Linked DNA regions of Homo sapiens: region 2 is linked to region 1. A link is an interaction called in ENCODE POLR2A ChIA-PET data of the cell type or tissue named here. Cell type or tissue: Panc1. All regions are shown on one strand.

What was found. Peaks named below come from ENCODE experiments on the same cell type or tissue, not always from the same donor. Only the 100,000 strongest peaks of a DNase experiment are listed, where the experiment ranks them.
Region 2: POLR2A ChIA-PET joins it to region 1 with 11 read pairs; 2 of 35 experiments call an interaction of 5 or more read pairs at or near these places.

The regions. Positions count from the first base shown.
Region 1 is chr6:111,536,056-111,544,055 of GRCh38, reverse strand. It overlaps TRAF3IP2-AS1. Among named protein-coding and RNA genes, the nearest start is that of REV3L, 57 kb to the right of the region's middle. RefSeq lists a silencer at 3,555-3,729. In Panc1, no CTCF peak of the experiment used is centred here; no DNase peak of the experiment used is centred here; H3K27ac peaks cover 4,793 bases.
Region 2 is chr6:111,268,100-111,276,099 of GRCh38, reverse strand. It overlaps SLC60A2 (solute carrier family 60 member 2), which reads right to left. Exons shown (of 4, transcript NM_153369.4): 4 at 1-8,000. Among named protein-coding and RNA genes, the nearest start is that of SLC60A2, 13 kb to the right of the region's middle. In Panc1, no CTCF peak of the experiment used is centred here; no DNase peak of the experiment used is centred here.

The DNA.
Region 1 (8,000 bases):
CTAGTGGTTATTTCCATTTAAAATTTTTTCCTTCTATGTAATTAAGTTCCTATAATTCATTCATTCATTCAATCAATAGTGAGCATCTGCTGTTTTTTTAATAAGAAAAAAAATTTTAAAGAAAAAATGTGTAAGTCCAGAGTTATAAATTTTATTCAAAAAAGCAGGGAGGAAGGATATTATGCTTAGAAAAAGTCTAGACACTAAAATGTTACTAGCTGCTATGTGTCAGTGGTGAGTTAGTAGAAATTTTATCTTTTCTTTATACTTTTCCATGCTTTTCCAGTCTTTGGCAATAATATGTATTACATATATATTCTATTCATAGCTGTGACTCCATTGGCTAGAAGATGTGTATCTGGCACATCGTAGGAACTCAAGAATGTTTGTTGAGTAGATGAATGCTTTTGAGTACAAACAGCCTCAAAACACAGTTTTTAAAAACAGCATTGACCTTTATTCATTCCTTTATGATAGTTGGCAAACTTTACATTCAACCTATGATCTGCTATGCTAGAAAAGATATAAGAGAAGGTCTAAGTGTGGTAGGGAGTTCTAGTTACTATTTACTGGATAATGGTGATGGGGAAAGCCATGTTACAGGAAGGCAGGGTAAGCAGAAAGAGGGACATACTATTCAGACAAACACCGCAGTATTGTTTTATTGTACGTATTAAGATTTCTATTCAACCTCTTTCCAGGAGAACTGGAGGTGACACATCACTATATGATATGCTACTGAGGACAGATCTCATGCTGGAGGAGCTGGGTTTCCTGGTAGCGATATCTGAGGTTCACAGAGAAATAGAAGGATGGAGTGAAGTTGGGATGACCCAGGCATAAGCTCCTATTTTGCTTATAATTATGAGGCTAATTTCTCTGGTTTTATAAATTAACTTGAATCATAAACCCTAAGAGAGACTAGATATGAGGCCAGTATGGGGATAGAAGTCCCTTAGCTGGTGCATGAATCAAGCCAACTGCCCAGAATCCACATCTGCACTTGGCTATTCAACTCCACTTATTTACAGGGGAGTTTACATGCTATAGCGATACTGCCAAATTTGAAGATTCCCCAAGACCACATGAGGTAGTCCTTACATATATTCAAGGATTACTAGAAAAAGTAAACCTTTGAAGTCATTGCTGAATCCTCCCTTTCTCTTACATCCTACCATCTAATACATTGGCAAATACTCTTGCTCTACCTTCAAACTATATCCAGAATCTGACCACTACTTTCCTCTTACCTGACTTGGGTTATTGAAAAGCCTCTTACCTACCCCTTGTTTCACCCCTTCACCCTCGAGTATGCTTCCCACTCAGCAGCCACAGGATCCTTTTAAAAACTAACTCATATCATGTCTTTACACAAAAACCTACAATGGCCATAGCCCTTACAATAAAGCTGTACCTTGTGTTCCACAACACTCTGACCTCATTTTCTATAGCCTTCCCCTTGCTCACTTCTGCTCACCGCACTCTAGGCACTTTGACTTCCTTGCTGTTCCTCAAATATGCCAGGTACACTTTGCTCTTGCAGTTTCCTTTACAGGAAGTTGCCCCCACCTCCATCCAAATGGCTCTCTCTCTCTCCCTTGGAATCTCTCTTCAAATATCACCTTATTAGAGAGAACTTTCCAGACCATCTACGTCAAATAGAAACCTCCTACGCAGACACTGTCTCCTTTACCTTGATTTTTTCTTCATAGAAATCATCATCATCGGGGACAGTTCTGTCCACCAAATGTGTCTGATTTTCTTGAGCATATGATATGATTGCACTACCTCACCTTTTGGAGTTGGGTGTAGTTGTGTGACTTGTTTTGGCCAGTGAAATGTTATAGAAGTGCCATGTGTCACTTTCAGGCATAAGCTTTAAGAAGTGGCATATAATTTATCACTCTATCTTCTCCATCTCCCACAAAGACAAGCCATACACTCTAGATGGGGGTTCTCTAGGCAGGTTGGGTCCCAGAGGGAAGGTGCTCTCAGAGCAGAGCCCCCAGCTGACCTGCAATGAACATGCAGTGTAAGTAAGAAATAAACTTGGTTGTTTTAAGCCACTGAGATATTGGGTTATTGCCACAAAATAACCTAGCCTATCCTGACTGACACACTTTCTGACATATTGCCTATTTGTTGACCATCTCCCCTTATCCACCTCTAGATTGTAATCTCTATGATGGTAGGATTCTGTATGTTCACGGTATGTCTCCAGTGCCTGGAACAGTGCCTGGCACGTGGTAGGCATCCAATAATATTTGTTGGTTAAGTGAATGAAATAGGAAGATTTAACAGTGGCAGGTGAATCTAATTTTGGGCTTAGCTAAAAAACGTTTATTCCACCTGATCTGAATGTGAACAAAATGGTTCCTGATTCAAGATCAGAAGTGTGGCCGCTTATCTCACCAGACACAGTTTGAAAGCATGAATCGCCTATGGGTACATAACACAGCTAGTCATGAAAGCACATAAAGTAGCTAAAGTTACAACACAAATGGAAATCTGGCATACTGCTGAGGGGACTCAGTGACAATCCATAAATAAAAAGCATTAACAATGTTTGTGTCAATGCCGAATGCTGATGTGGTTTCCTTTCCCTGTGTGGACATTAGCATTTGAAATGAACTGAGCTTCAGAGGCCTGGGATTTTATCTGTCGTTATCATAAATTGGTGTATGAGTCCCTCTAAGGACTTTTGCAAAAGCATTGTGTGCTTTTGTGAGCTGCTTTCTTTTCACGTGCTTCCTCCTGGTATGCCAGAATTTGGATGGGGATAATGCATTTCCTGTATCATGTGGCACAGTACAAGGAAACCCATTGTATCCCTACAGAGGAAGAGTACATCTGTAAGTAGTTTTTAAGAGTGTACTGAAGGATCTTGTTAGGGTGACTTATTCTCCCAGTTCCATTTGGTTGATGAAGTGGATCACGTGACAGATGTGCATAATGAACTGCTTCACTTGCTGCCAGTGGGAAGCTCAACCTATAAAATGCAAAATCTCATGGAATCGTTGAGGGCATAGCAAGCTGATCACATTAAGAGAGAAGCCGGCCTCATTTGGAGTTGTCATTTCTTACTGCCGCATACAATGCACCAGTGTTACCAGACTGCGTTTACTTCCCTTCACCCAAACCACCCTTACTCCCGTGCCCCCAAAGTAACTGCCTTTCCAATTTGTTCCTAATTCAAACTGGAAAGGCAGTTATTTCTGCATACATTTCCTAAAGAGCAAACATTTTGAAGATGTGCAAGTCATCATCCATTAAATGCACTTGCAAGGAGTCTTTATGTTTTGTCATTAGAAAAAGGAAACATTACATCAGAGAACTGGATTGCTGGCTTTTTTATTCTTTCTCATCTCTTTTCCTGTCACCCTCTTCTATATTTCTTTTCTTTCTCTGTTCCATTAGCTTTTATATATATATATATGTATACATTTTTTTTTGCCTTTATACTAATTGGTGATTCTCTAATGACTGCAATACTGCAATCGTAAAGTACATAATTTGTCTCCTGTTTTCTGTGTGTGGTACAGAACAGTGATGTTCAAGCCAAAAAACACAAGTTGACCAACCTATTCCAGGAGTGGTCCAACTTGCAACTCACTGTGGATGCTCCTGGGTCACTAAGGAACAGATAATGACTGGAAAAATAAAAAGAAATAATGCAGACCCTAGTCCTAGATATGATAATTCAGGTAATGATGAAAAAGGCTATAAGCCAATTCAATCCACTTCTACCATGGAGCTTCCATATGTACTGGGCACTATGCTAGGCACTGCAGGGGGAGCTGAAAAGGCAGCGCATATGGCCTTTGACTTGAAAAGTTAGGGAATAAATGATGGCATATGATGACATACCCAAATGCCATAACAGCTTCACAGATCACAGGGCTTTAGGTGTCCCAGAGGAAAGATGTCAGTAAGAACTTAAATTGTCAGGAAAGGTTTTGGGCAGGAGGAGAAACTGAGCTAGACCCTGAGGGAAAGGTCGGTTTTAGATGCTGTCAAAAGAGTAAAATACTCTATTAAAGAGGTCAGTTGTGCATGACATCTCGATTGAATTCAGCTCTTTGGGGAACTCACTTCATAGCCCCAGTTTCCCAACTAACCACACAGTTCAGCCACATAGGTAACCTAAGGAATGTTTTTAAAAATATTCATCAGATGTTAGTATAAGGCAATTAATCACAACATAAAGTACCAAGGCATCACAGCTGAACACCTTAAATTGATGATGAAGACAGCAGAATGATTTTTCTTGTATACCAATGAGTGTCATGGATTAAATGTTGCTAAATTTAAGGAAAATAGAAAATATAATCTGGGAAATCAGAGCTTAATCTTCTAACAGCAACAAGAAAGTTTATGAGACTTCCTTTGGAGACTTTAAAGTATGTTAGATTTGGCTTTAGTGAGTTTAGAGAATTTTCCTTTGCAGACAGAAAGCTGGCTTTAGAGCACTATAGAAAGTTCAGTGGCACTTCGGCTACCTCCTTCTGACTCTGATGCTGGCCAGCAGTCTCTGGTGAAAAATCCCTGGATCTTTTCTGCAGAGGAATGGCAAGGCCTGGCAGCAACTGTTGGGCTCACACAGACAGGAGTGACTTGTTCTTAGGGTCAGCAGGGGTAGAGGTGAGAGGCAGCTCAAGGCCAAGTATTTGACTTTCTGATCCTTCTAGGAAAGTATAGCGTTCTCTAATTTATTCCTAATTGGAATATTTTACTGTGGTTTTCCTGGCCACAAGATGTGCCCTTTTAAACATTTCCTCTCAAAAGACCTTTGTTAGATTTGATCCAGTTTTTTCAATATCAAAATAGCTGCCACCTAAAACTTATTATCAAAAATGTCTCGTAGTCCTGTCACATACCTCAATAACATGGCTTCTGAGGTTTTGAGCCTGGGGCTATTAGTCCTTGTGGTTGTGATGGGTGGAAAGAAAAAAATTAAAAGAGTTTATGAAAAATAGGAACACTTTTGGATCATCTAATATTTTTTTGAGACAGTCTCACTCTGTTGCCGGACGGGAGCGCAGTGGCGTGATCTCAGCTCACTGCAACCTCTGCCTCCCGGGTTCAAGCGATTCTCCTGCCTCAGCCTCCCGAGTAGCTGGGACTACAGGCACGCGCCATCATGCCTGGCTAATTTTTTTTTTTTTTGAGATGGAGTTTTGCTGTTGTTGCCCAGTCTGGAGTGCAATGGCATGATCTCGGCTCACCGCAACCTCCGCCTCCCAGGTTCAAGCGATTCTCCTGCCTCAGCCTCCCGAGTAGCTGGGATTACAGGCATATGTCACCACACCTGGCTAATTTTGTATTTTTAGTAGAGATGGGTTTCTCCATGTTGGTCAGGCTGGTCTCAAACTCCTGACCCCAGGTGATCTGCCCACCTCGGCCTCCCAAAGTGCTGGGATTACAGGCGTGAGCCACAGCGCCTGACTGGATCATCTTATTTTGAATGCTGTGAATACTTGAATGTGGGTGCACAAGCACATGGTTTGCACGTGCACACACATGTTCTCACATATCACCTATTTTACTGAAAAATATTATGATAGAAAATTTTATTATTTTAGTTTAAGTCCTGGTTTTAGTCCTTCAATGATGAGCACCTAAAAAGCATATGTTTGCAACTAGCTGAAAGTACAGCTAAGTGGTCTGCCTGAAATCTAAAATTAGACTGAGTTGATGATTCTACTAGGAGATGTTTTTCCCTTAGTGTTTTTATTCCCAAACATTGCTACCTTCACTTCCTGCAGGGGCTGAAGTCAAGGTAGACACTAGTCAAAAGTTAAGAACTCTTGAGGGACTCCCTCTGAAAAATCGGCATGCAAAAAGCAGCTGGTCCAGAAGTCAAAGACTCTTGGCTACAGCAATAGAATGTTAAAATCACAGGATAGTAAGAGAAATCTGGTTTCCAATCATTTAAAATGTCTATTGTTTCAACCTTAGCATTAGGAAAATCCAAAGAAATGAGTTAAAAATTTTGCTTTTACAGCCTTTATATAAACAAGAGATTTTTGCTGGTATTCCTAGAAAGATGGTGAAAACTAGGTGCTGAAATTTAGATGCCCTCTGAAAATGACTGGAAATAATTGTATCTGTTAAACTGGGCAGCCCTGATATTGTATGCTATATCAATCAACTTTCATTATTCTTTAATGACTTTTTGCAATTATTTTTTCTAAAACTTTGCAAGCTTGACTTGTGTTCACCTTGCTGTGGAATGCTTTAAAGGGCATTTCGTCTAATAGCAGAGGGAAATGATAAATTATAAATGCCAAATCATATAGTAGTGATTTAGATAGCACAAGGGCAAAGTCGTAAGCAATAAAATAAAAAATTTCCCAATCAACCTCTGCATTAGGAGCAAAAAAGAAATAGCTGTCTGCATAATGAAAGAGAGACACATCAACAGGCTTGTTAATGTGCTAATGTGAGGGCTTTTTAAAAAACTTGAAATCATAAAGCCAAATACTTGAAATTGTTATCAGTTTAAGTAAAGAAGTTTTGTATTTATGAATGAGTATGAATTAATTTTATTCTAAGTGTCCTCTGGAAATACAGAAAGAAAAAAAACACCTCAGTCTCAATCTCTTAAGCAGTTGGGGGGTCAGGACAATGAATGAGATGAGTAAGTCTGCCTGGGTCTAAATTCTACCTAAGTCCTTCTGAGCCATGTGATCTTAGGCAAGTTACTTAACCTCTTTGGATTCCTGTTTCCTCAGTGTAAAATGGGGAATATTGTGGTTCCTATCTCATACGATTATTGTGAGGATTACAAATAAAGCGCTGAAAATAGAATCTAACAGAGTAAGCACTCAATAAAAATGGGTTATATAATATCTTACAGTTTCTCTCCCCCAAACTCTCTGGTGGTTTCTCTTCTTCCTCTGAGTAAACACCTTAGTCCTTATCAGGTCCTTTAGGGCCTCACACAAGCAGCCTTGTTTTCTCTGTCCTGATCTCTGACCACTTCCCCTGTTTCCCTCAGCTCTGGCACTCTGGCCTCCTTTCTGGGTGTTCCTCTGACACACTAGGCAATATGTGCAATAGCCCCTGCATCCAACCACCAGACAATGTTAGGGCAGGAAGAAATCAGCCGGTCCAACTTCCTAAAGTTATAAATAGGGAGATGAAAGCCTAAGAGGGATACAAGACTTGTCCATGGTCACAAAACTGGGACCAGGACCCTGGTTTTCTTGGTTCCTTAGTTCTTCATAATACCACACTATGTCTCTTATCTTTGTCCAGAGTATGTGGATTAAGAAAAAAGCCATCTGGTAAAAGTTGTGAAGGCAACACAGGGGCCTGTAAAGACTGCAGGTGGGCCAGGTACAGTGACTCACACCTGTAATCCCAGCACTTTGGGAGGCTGAGGCAGGTGAATCACTTGAGCTCAGGAGTTCAAGGTCAGCCTGGGCAACATGGCAAAACCCTGTCTCTACAAGAAATACAAAAATTGGCCGGGCATGGTGGCATGCACCTGTGATCCCAGCTACTTGAGAGGCTTGAGCCTGGGAGGTCGAGGCTGCAGTGAGCTGAGGTCGCACCACTGCACTCCAGCCTGGGCTAGAGTGAGACCCTCTCTCTGAAAAAAAGACTGAAGGTTGGCAAAGGATAGCAATGGAAATAAATAGCAATCACTTTAACGAGGTTGTTAGTAGCAGATACAGAAAAAATGTCAAAGGCACAAAAGATTATCATAATGGACTTGGTAGGGCTCACAACTGATTTGGGGAGATGAATTTTAAGTCAAAGCTGAAGTGAGAACAAGTATTCATATGCAATATGAATTGAAGGAATTACGGATGATAACAATAGGTGCTATAATTGAACACTTACTATGCCATAGGTACTGTATTGTACTTTCCATGACTTAATCTTCTAACAGCCCTACACTAAACTCTTTTTTATTTTTTATTTTTTGAGATGGAGTCTCGCTCTGTTGCCCAGGCTGGAGGGCAGTGGCATGATCTCAGCTCACTGCAACC
Region 2 (8,000 bases), 270 kb after region 1:
CACATGCTACAACAAGGATGATCCTTGAAGACATTATGTTAAGGGAAAGAAGCTAGTAATGAAAGGACAAAAACTGTATGATCCCACTTATATGAAGTACTCTGAGCAGTCAAATTCATAGACAAAGTAGAATGGTGGTTGACAAGGGCTGGGATGGGGGCGTAGAATGGCAGTTACTGTTTAACAGCACAGAGTTTCAGTTTTGCAAGGTAAAAAACGTTCTGTGGATGAGTGGAAGTGATGGTTGTAAGACAATGTGAATATACTTAATGCCACTGAACTGTACAATTTAAAATGTTAAAAGATACATTTTTCCATTAAGTATATTTTATCAAAATTAAATAATTTTTATTGGAAAAGCATCGTATAATCTCAACAAGTTGTTCTGAGCTGACCGGGCACAGTGGCTCACACCTGTAATCGCAGCACTTTGGGAGGCCGAGGTGGGTGGATCACAAGGTCAGCAGTTCAAGACCAGCCTGACCAACATTGTGAAACCCTGTTTTTACTAAAAATACAAAAATTAGCTGGGCGTGGTGGTGCACACCTGTAATCCCAGCTACTCGGGAGGCTGGGGCAGGAGAATCACTTAAACCCAGGAGCTGGAGGTTGCAGTGAGCCAAGATCATGCCATTGCACTCCAGCCTGGGTGACAGAGCAAGACTCCATATTAAAAAAAAAAAAAAAAAAGTTGTTCTGAGCTAAAAGCCAGCCCCTTATGCTACTCATGTCATCTAACTTCAAAACATTCCTCCAGGACACTGGTTAACTAACTCATAACCAAATGTATCAAAACCAAGCTGCAATAAATTTACAGAATCTATTAAACACATTCTGCAATTAAAAATCAAAGCAAACGAAGACATAAAAGCAATATATAAGAATAGTCACAGAGTGGGGTATCGTGGCTTACACCTGTAATCCTAGCTGAGGTGGAAGGATTGCTTGAAGCCAGGAATTTAAGACTAGCCTGGGCAACGAAATGAGACCCTGTCTCTGAAAAAAAAAAAAAAGCCAGGTAAGGTGGCATGCAACTGTAGTCCCAGCTACTCAAGAGACTGAGGTGAGTGGATTGCTTGAGCCCAGGAGTCCGAAGCTGCAATGAGCTATGATCACACCACTGCACTCCATGATGGGCAATAGAGGGAGATCCTGTCTCTAAAAAAATTAAAATGAAATAAATAAACAGAAAAGGATAGTCACAGTGTAAGAACCAATCTTCTCTGAAATAATTTTAAAAAATAACACAAAAAACAGAGAATAAGACAAGACATAATTAAAATAAACACAGATCCCAGACAAAAACTGATGGAATTCATCACAACTAGACCAGCCTTACAAGAAATGCTTAATACATCTGAAGGCAAAAAGATGATAATCACCATCATGAAAACATACAAAAGCATAAAATGTACTAGTGTTATAGATACACAAAGGAGGAAGATAAAGAAAACTTATCTCCACAGAAAATCACAAAATCACAGTGATAAACATTGAGAGGAAAAAACAAAGGATATACAAAGCAATCAGAAAACAACTCACAAAATGACAAGAGCAAGTCTTCACCTGTCAATAACAGCCTTGAATGTAAACGGATTAAATTCCCCACCTAAAAGTTATAGAAAGACTGAATGGATTAAAATAAACAAAAAAACAAAAAACCCCATTACCCAACTGTATGCTGCCTGCAAAAAACTCACTTCACCCGTAAACACACATATGGACTGAAAGTGTAGGTATGGAAAAAGATACTCCACACAAAGCAAAACCAAAACCAGGCAAGAATAGCTATGCTTAGATAAAATAGACTATATCCAAAACTGTAAAAAGAGACAAAGAAAATCATTATATAATGATAAAGAGATCAATTCAAAAGGCTAAAACAACTGTAAATATATATGCACCGAACACCAGAGCACCAAAATAAATAAAGCCAATATTCTTATATTTCAAGGGGCTCTCACACCTGTAATCCCAGTACTTTGGGAGGCCAAAGTGGGAGGAATGCTTGAGCCCAGGAGTTTGAGACCAGCCTGCGCAACATAGTGAGACCTTGTCTCTAGAAATAATTTAAAAATTAGGCTAGGTACAGTGGCTCATGCCTGTAATTTCAGCACTTTGGGAGGTCAAGGTGGGAAGATCACTTGAGTGCAGTTCAAGACCTGCCTGGGAAACATACTGAGGCCCCACCTCTATTAAAGAAATAACAAATTAGCCATGGTGACACACACCTGTAGTTCCAACTACTCAAAAGGCTGAAGCAAGAGAATCACTTGAGCTCAGGAGGTCAAAACTACAGTGAGCCGTAATTGTGCCACTGCACTCCAGCCTGGGTAACAGAGTGAGACTCTGTCTCAAAAAACTAAAAAAATAAATGGGCACATAGACTCCAACTACAATAGTAGTTGGGGACTTCAGTCATCCAGTCTCAGCACTGGACAGATCATCTAGACAGAAAATCAACAAAGAAACATTAGATTTAGACCAACTGGGCCTAACAGACATTTACAGGACATTTCACCCAACAGCTACAGAATAAACATTCTTCTCATCAGCACATTCTCCAGGATAGACCACATGTTAAACAAAAAAAAAAAAAAAAACACAAATCTCAACTAATTTACAAGAATTAAAATCATATCAAGAATCTTTTCTGGCTGGACACAGTACCTCATACCTGTAATCCCAGCAGTTTGGGAGGCTGAGACGGGAGGATCGCCTGAGGCCAGGAATTCAAAACCAGCCTAGTCAACACAGTGAGACCCCATCTCTACAATAGAAAATAATAATAATAAGCATAGTGACACCTGTAATCCTAGTTGCTCAGAAGGCTGAGGCAGGGGACTGCTTGAGCCTAAAAGCTTGAGACTGCAGTGAGCCATGATTAGGCGACTGCACTCCAGCCTGAGCAACAGAGCAAGACCCTAACTCAAAAAACATATAATCTTTTCTGACCACAATATAATCTTTTCTGACCAAAATATAATCATTTCTGATCAAAATATCTTCTCTGACCCGAGGCAAGTGGATCACCTGAGGTCGGGAGTTCGAGACCAGCCTGGCTGACATGGTGAAACCCCGTCTCTACTAAAAACACAAAAATTGGCTGGGCATGGTGGTGGATGCCTGTAATCCCAGCTACTTGGGAGGCTGAGGCAGGAGAATCGCTTGAACCCAGGAGACAGAGGTTGCAGTGAGCCGGAATTGTGCCACTGCACTCCAGCCTGGGTGACAAGAGCAAGACTCTGTCTTAAAAAATATACACATATATATATACAGTTAGATAGAGATCGGGTGCGGTGGCTCACACCTGTAATCCCAGAACTTTGAGAGGTCAAGGTGGGTGGATCACTTGAGGTCAGGAGTTCGAGACCAGCCTGACCAACATGGTAAAACCCCATCTCTACTAAAAATACAAAAATTAGCCAGGAATGGTGACACATGCCTGTAATCCCAGCTACTTGGGTGGCTGAGGAATGAGAATGGCTTGAACCTGGGAGACAGAGGTTGCAGTGAGCAGAGATCGTGCCATTACACTGCAGCCTGGGCAACAAGAGTGAAACTTCATCTCAAAAAAAAAAAAAAAAAAATACAGTTAGAAGGAAGAAGTTCTAGTGTTCAACAGCACAGTAGGGTCACTATAGTTCAATAATCCAGTATATAACTGAAAACAGCTATAGCACAAGATGTGGAATTTTCCTAACACAAAGAAATTATAACACTTGAGATAATTAATATCCTAATTACCCTGCTTTGATCACTACACATTGTATGCATGTATCAAAATATCACAGGTGGGCTGGGCATGGTGGCTCACGCATGTAATCCCAGCACTTTGGGAGGCCTAGACAGGTGGATCACTTGAGGTCAGGAGTTTGAGACCAGCCTGGCCAACATGGCAAAACCCTGTCTCTACAAAAAATACAAAAATTAGCCAGGCATGGTTGCACAAGCCTGTAGTCCCAGCTACTTGGGAGGCTGAGGTAGGAGGACTGCTTGAGCCTGGGAGGTCAGGGCTGCAGTGAGCTGCGATCAGGCCACTTAAAAAATAAAAATAACTTTTAAGTAGCAGGATTGGGGACTGAGTGACACATTGCCATGATAAATCAGAAGTTCTGGTTATTTTAAATTTTTTAGACAGTCTCACTTTGTAACCCAGGCTGAAGTGCAGTAGCGTGATCTCAGCTTACTGTAAACTCTGCCTCCCAAGTTCAAGTGATTCTCGTGCCTCAGCCTCCCCAGAAGTGGGATTACAAATGCCTGCCACCACCACACCTGGCTAACTATTTGTACTTTTTTTTTTTTTTTTTTTTTTTTTTTTTTTAGTAGAGATGGGGTTTTGCCATGTTGGCCAGACTGGTCTCAAACTCCTGACCTCAAGTGATCCACCCACCTCAGCCTCCCAAAGTGCTGTGATTACAGGTGTGAGCCACCATGCCCAGCCAAAAGTTCTGGACATGAGAAAGCTATCCTGATTACTCAAGGAATCTACTGATCATCTCCCAATTAGGTTTTTTTAAAAAAATAAACTATAATTCTTCAAACTAATAACCAGTTCACCAACTGTAATGTCAATATACTTTAGACACAAAATTCAAGTTATTTCTGATACTTTATCTGATGGAGAATTTTTCTTTCCTTTTACCCTTTACTTAGGAAATTTGAGAAATGTAAGAACTTTTCTAGGTGCTTAGGATTATGGATTATACTTGTTCCTTATATTTTTGTGCCAAAATTTTATGTCTTTATTGTTTTTATAATAAAAAGTAATTTTTCAAAAGATTTTTCTTTTAAAAATAACAGAGTAATTGAAAAATACTCTCAAAATGTCCCTGGATTCTATTATAAAATACAAATAAACTCAAGCTGAAATTTACTTATTTCCCTCATATTCAACTGTATTTCCTTTTTTTTTTTTTTTTTTTTTTTTTTGAGATGGAGTCTCCCTCTGTTGCCCAGGCTGGAGTGTAGTGGCGCCATCTTGGCGTGAGCCACCGCACCCGGCCTCAACTGCATTTCAGTAGGTTAAAGGCACAGTGATAAGGGACATAAAATAGTGACAGAAAAAAAAGGCATAACTCTGCGATAACTCACCCACTGTCCAACAAACATAAAACAGATTCTCCTATATGAGATCTGTTGGCCTGGCTAATGGGGCATATTCCATCCCCATACTAGCTGTACCTGTAAGCACTTTCAGTGACCGCTGAAGCTTTTTTCCCCAGCTCATAGTTGAATATTTTTGTTTTTTTTTTTTGAGACAGTCTCGCTCTGTCACCCAGGCTGGAGTGCAGTGGCACCATCTCGGCTCACTGCAAGCTCCGCCTCCTGGGTTCACGCCATTCTCCTGCCTCAGCCTCCCGAGTAGCTGGGACTACAGGCACCCGCCACCACGCCCGCCCGGCTAATTTTTTGTATTTTTAGTAGAGATGGGGTTTCACCGTGTTAGCCAGGATGGTCTTGATCTCCTGACCTTGTGATCCGCCCACCTCGGCCTCCCAAAGTGCTGGGATTACAGGTGTGAGCCACCGCGCCCAGCCTTCCTGTTTTTTAGAGAAGGGGTCTCTTTTAAAAATTTTTTAGAGACAGAGGTCTCACTATATTGCCCAGGCTGGTCTCAAACTCCTGACCTCAGGAGATACTTCCACCCCAGCTTCCTGAGTAGCTGGGATTACAGGTGTGAGCCATCATGTCCTGCTCTTAGCTCAGTTTTTAGAACTTTTGAGAATCTCTATTCTGCAGGTACCCGAGTGTGGCAGGCATGCTCTAAGGTGATCCGCAATGAGTCACATCCCTGTTCTAGCCTCTACCCTTGAGTTTTGTTGGAACTCATACCTTGCTTCTAGACGCTAGAATATGGCAAAGGTGATGGGATGTTATTCCCATAATGACGTAATGTCATACAAGACTCATTTAGAGATTCTCCTGCTTGCTTTGAAGAAACTGCCATGTTGTGAGAGGCATCTGTGAGAAGGCCACATGGCAAGAACTGTGGGAGGCCTCTCGAAGCTGAGTGGTGCCCAGCTGACAGTCAGCAAGAAACACGTACCTCAGTCTACATAGGTAAGGTCCTGTACTGAAGCGGCCCTGTACAGGCCGCTTCAGTACAGCCTGTACAGACATTACCAAATGTCTATTGTTTTAAGGTGTTCAATGTGTGGTACTGTGTTACCCAGCAATAGAACACTTGGGTATATTGGTTACTTAGGTATCAGCAGACACTTAGCTAAGAACTGATCAGCAGGATAAATGCTAATTCTTAGAATTGTACTAAGTCTTTTCCTTCCAATATGGAACTTTAACAATGCCCTATGATCTCATGACGATTCACATGTTGGTGTGTGGAAACATAGTGAATTTTCCAGAGTAGATTTTGAGATTTTCTGCCATGTTCTTATCATCATCCTTCTCTCCCTGAGCTGCATCTTCTACCCTGTAACAGTAAATGCTGAAGGTGGAATTCCTATTCTAGCAAGCCTCCTAGCTGCCAAGTAACTGCTACTGCCTAGATTCCAACAACCTGAGAAAAGGCAGTAAGTGAAGCAGAAGTAATTTCCAAGTTCTAACTGAGGGAAATTTACACTATAAAAAGAGCAAAAGGGCTGGGCACAGTGGCTCATGCCTGTAATCTCAACACTTTGGGAGGCTGAGGTGGGCAGATCACTTGAGATCAGGAGTTTGAGATCAGCCTAGGTAACATGATGAAACCCCCTCTCTACTAAAAACACAAAAATTAGCTGGGCATGGTGGCGCATGCCTGTAATCCCAGCTACTCAGGAGGCCGAGGCAGAAGAATCGCTTGAACCAGGGAGGCAGAGGTTGCAGTGAGCTGAGATCACGTCATTGCACTCCAGCCTGAGTGACAGAGTGAGACACCATCCCCCACCCCTAATAAATAAATAAAAATAAAAAGAGCAAGAAGGTTTTTACCATTAACTTCTCCACCGCCATCTCCAAAGCTGTTAGGTTATTACATGAACCAAGACTGTGGCAGGCATATAAGGTGAATGGGCGGGCAGTGGTCAAGAAAGACACTGTATTTTACTTGAGACAAAACAATGGCAAATTTATAGAAATTAAGTAAGAGAAAGCAAGCCTACTCCAATCAGGTAGAAAGGAGATGTTATTCAGCAAAAAATTGGAGGAAGTAAACAAAATTTCATCAATTCTTGTCATTTTTCAAAGGATCACCTGCACCAATTCTGCCACATATATATGAAGTACCCTTTCTGATCCTTGACTCCTAGGCTACCCAGTCACCTTCTAACTGGTTTCCCAGGTATTTCAGACTCAGGAAAGAGAAACCCTGGATCGGTGACACAAGTATTCCAATCACTGGAAAAGACTATGCCTCACTGTAAATTACACTTGCAGCGTGACCTACGGTAACTACGATATGATTACCACACAGACCTGGTGAAGAGCTAATCTCGAGCAAGGCTCAGACCCAGCCTCTGTTACTGAGGTAGGCAAAGGACCTCGAAAGACCCCATCTACAGCCCTACTACTAATCTAATAACACTGAAACAGTTCTTAAAATTAGAACATAGTGTCTCCAAATTCCACTTGAACATAGAATATTAGCATATAAAAATAACTTATTTTTAAAATGTCTGTAAAGATACTATCATAATTGAATGAATTACTGTATTTCACTGAATCTAAGCCACTGATTGTAAAACACATTATTTTATATATACATATGGGAAAAAACTGTCCATTAAACTTTGTCACAATGTTAAACGATCACTGATTGTAAGACACATTCTGATTTCAGATATGTTAACAGTATGGGGGTAAAAAGTGCAACTTAGAATCAATGAAATGCAGTACTAAAAAATATATTCTTCAGGTAATTATTCAAATAAGGTATTAAACATTAAGTACATTAAATTGACATGTAATCATTTATCATTAGCACATTCTTAAAGCTATTTATCATTTTGGTTTCACTTCTCATTTGAAATGAAGAACATGCTGTCACTTGTACTAATTTCTAG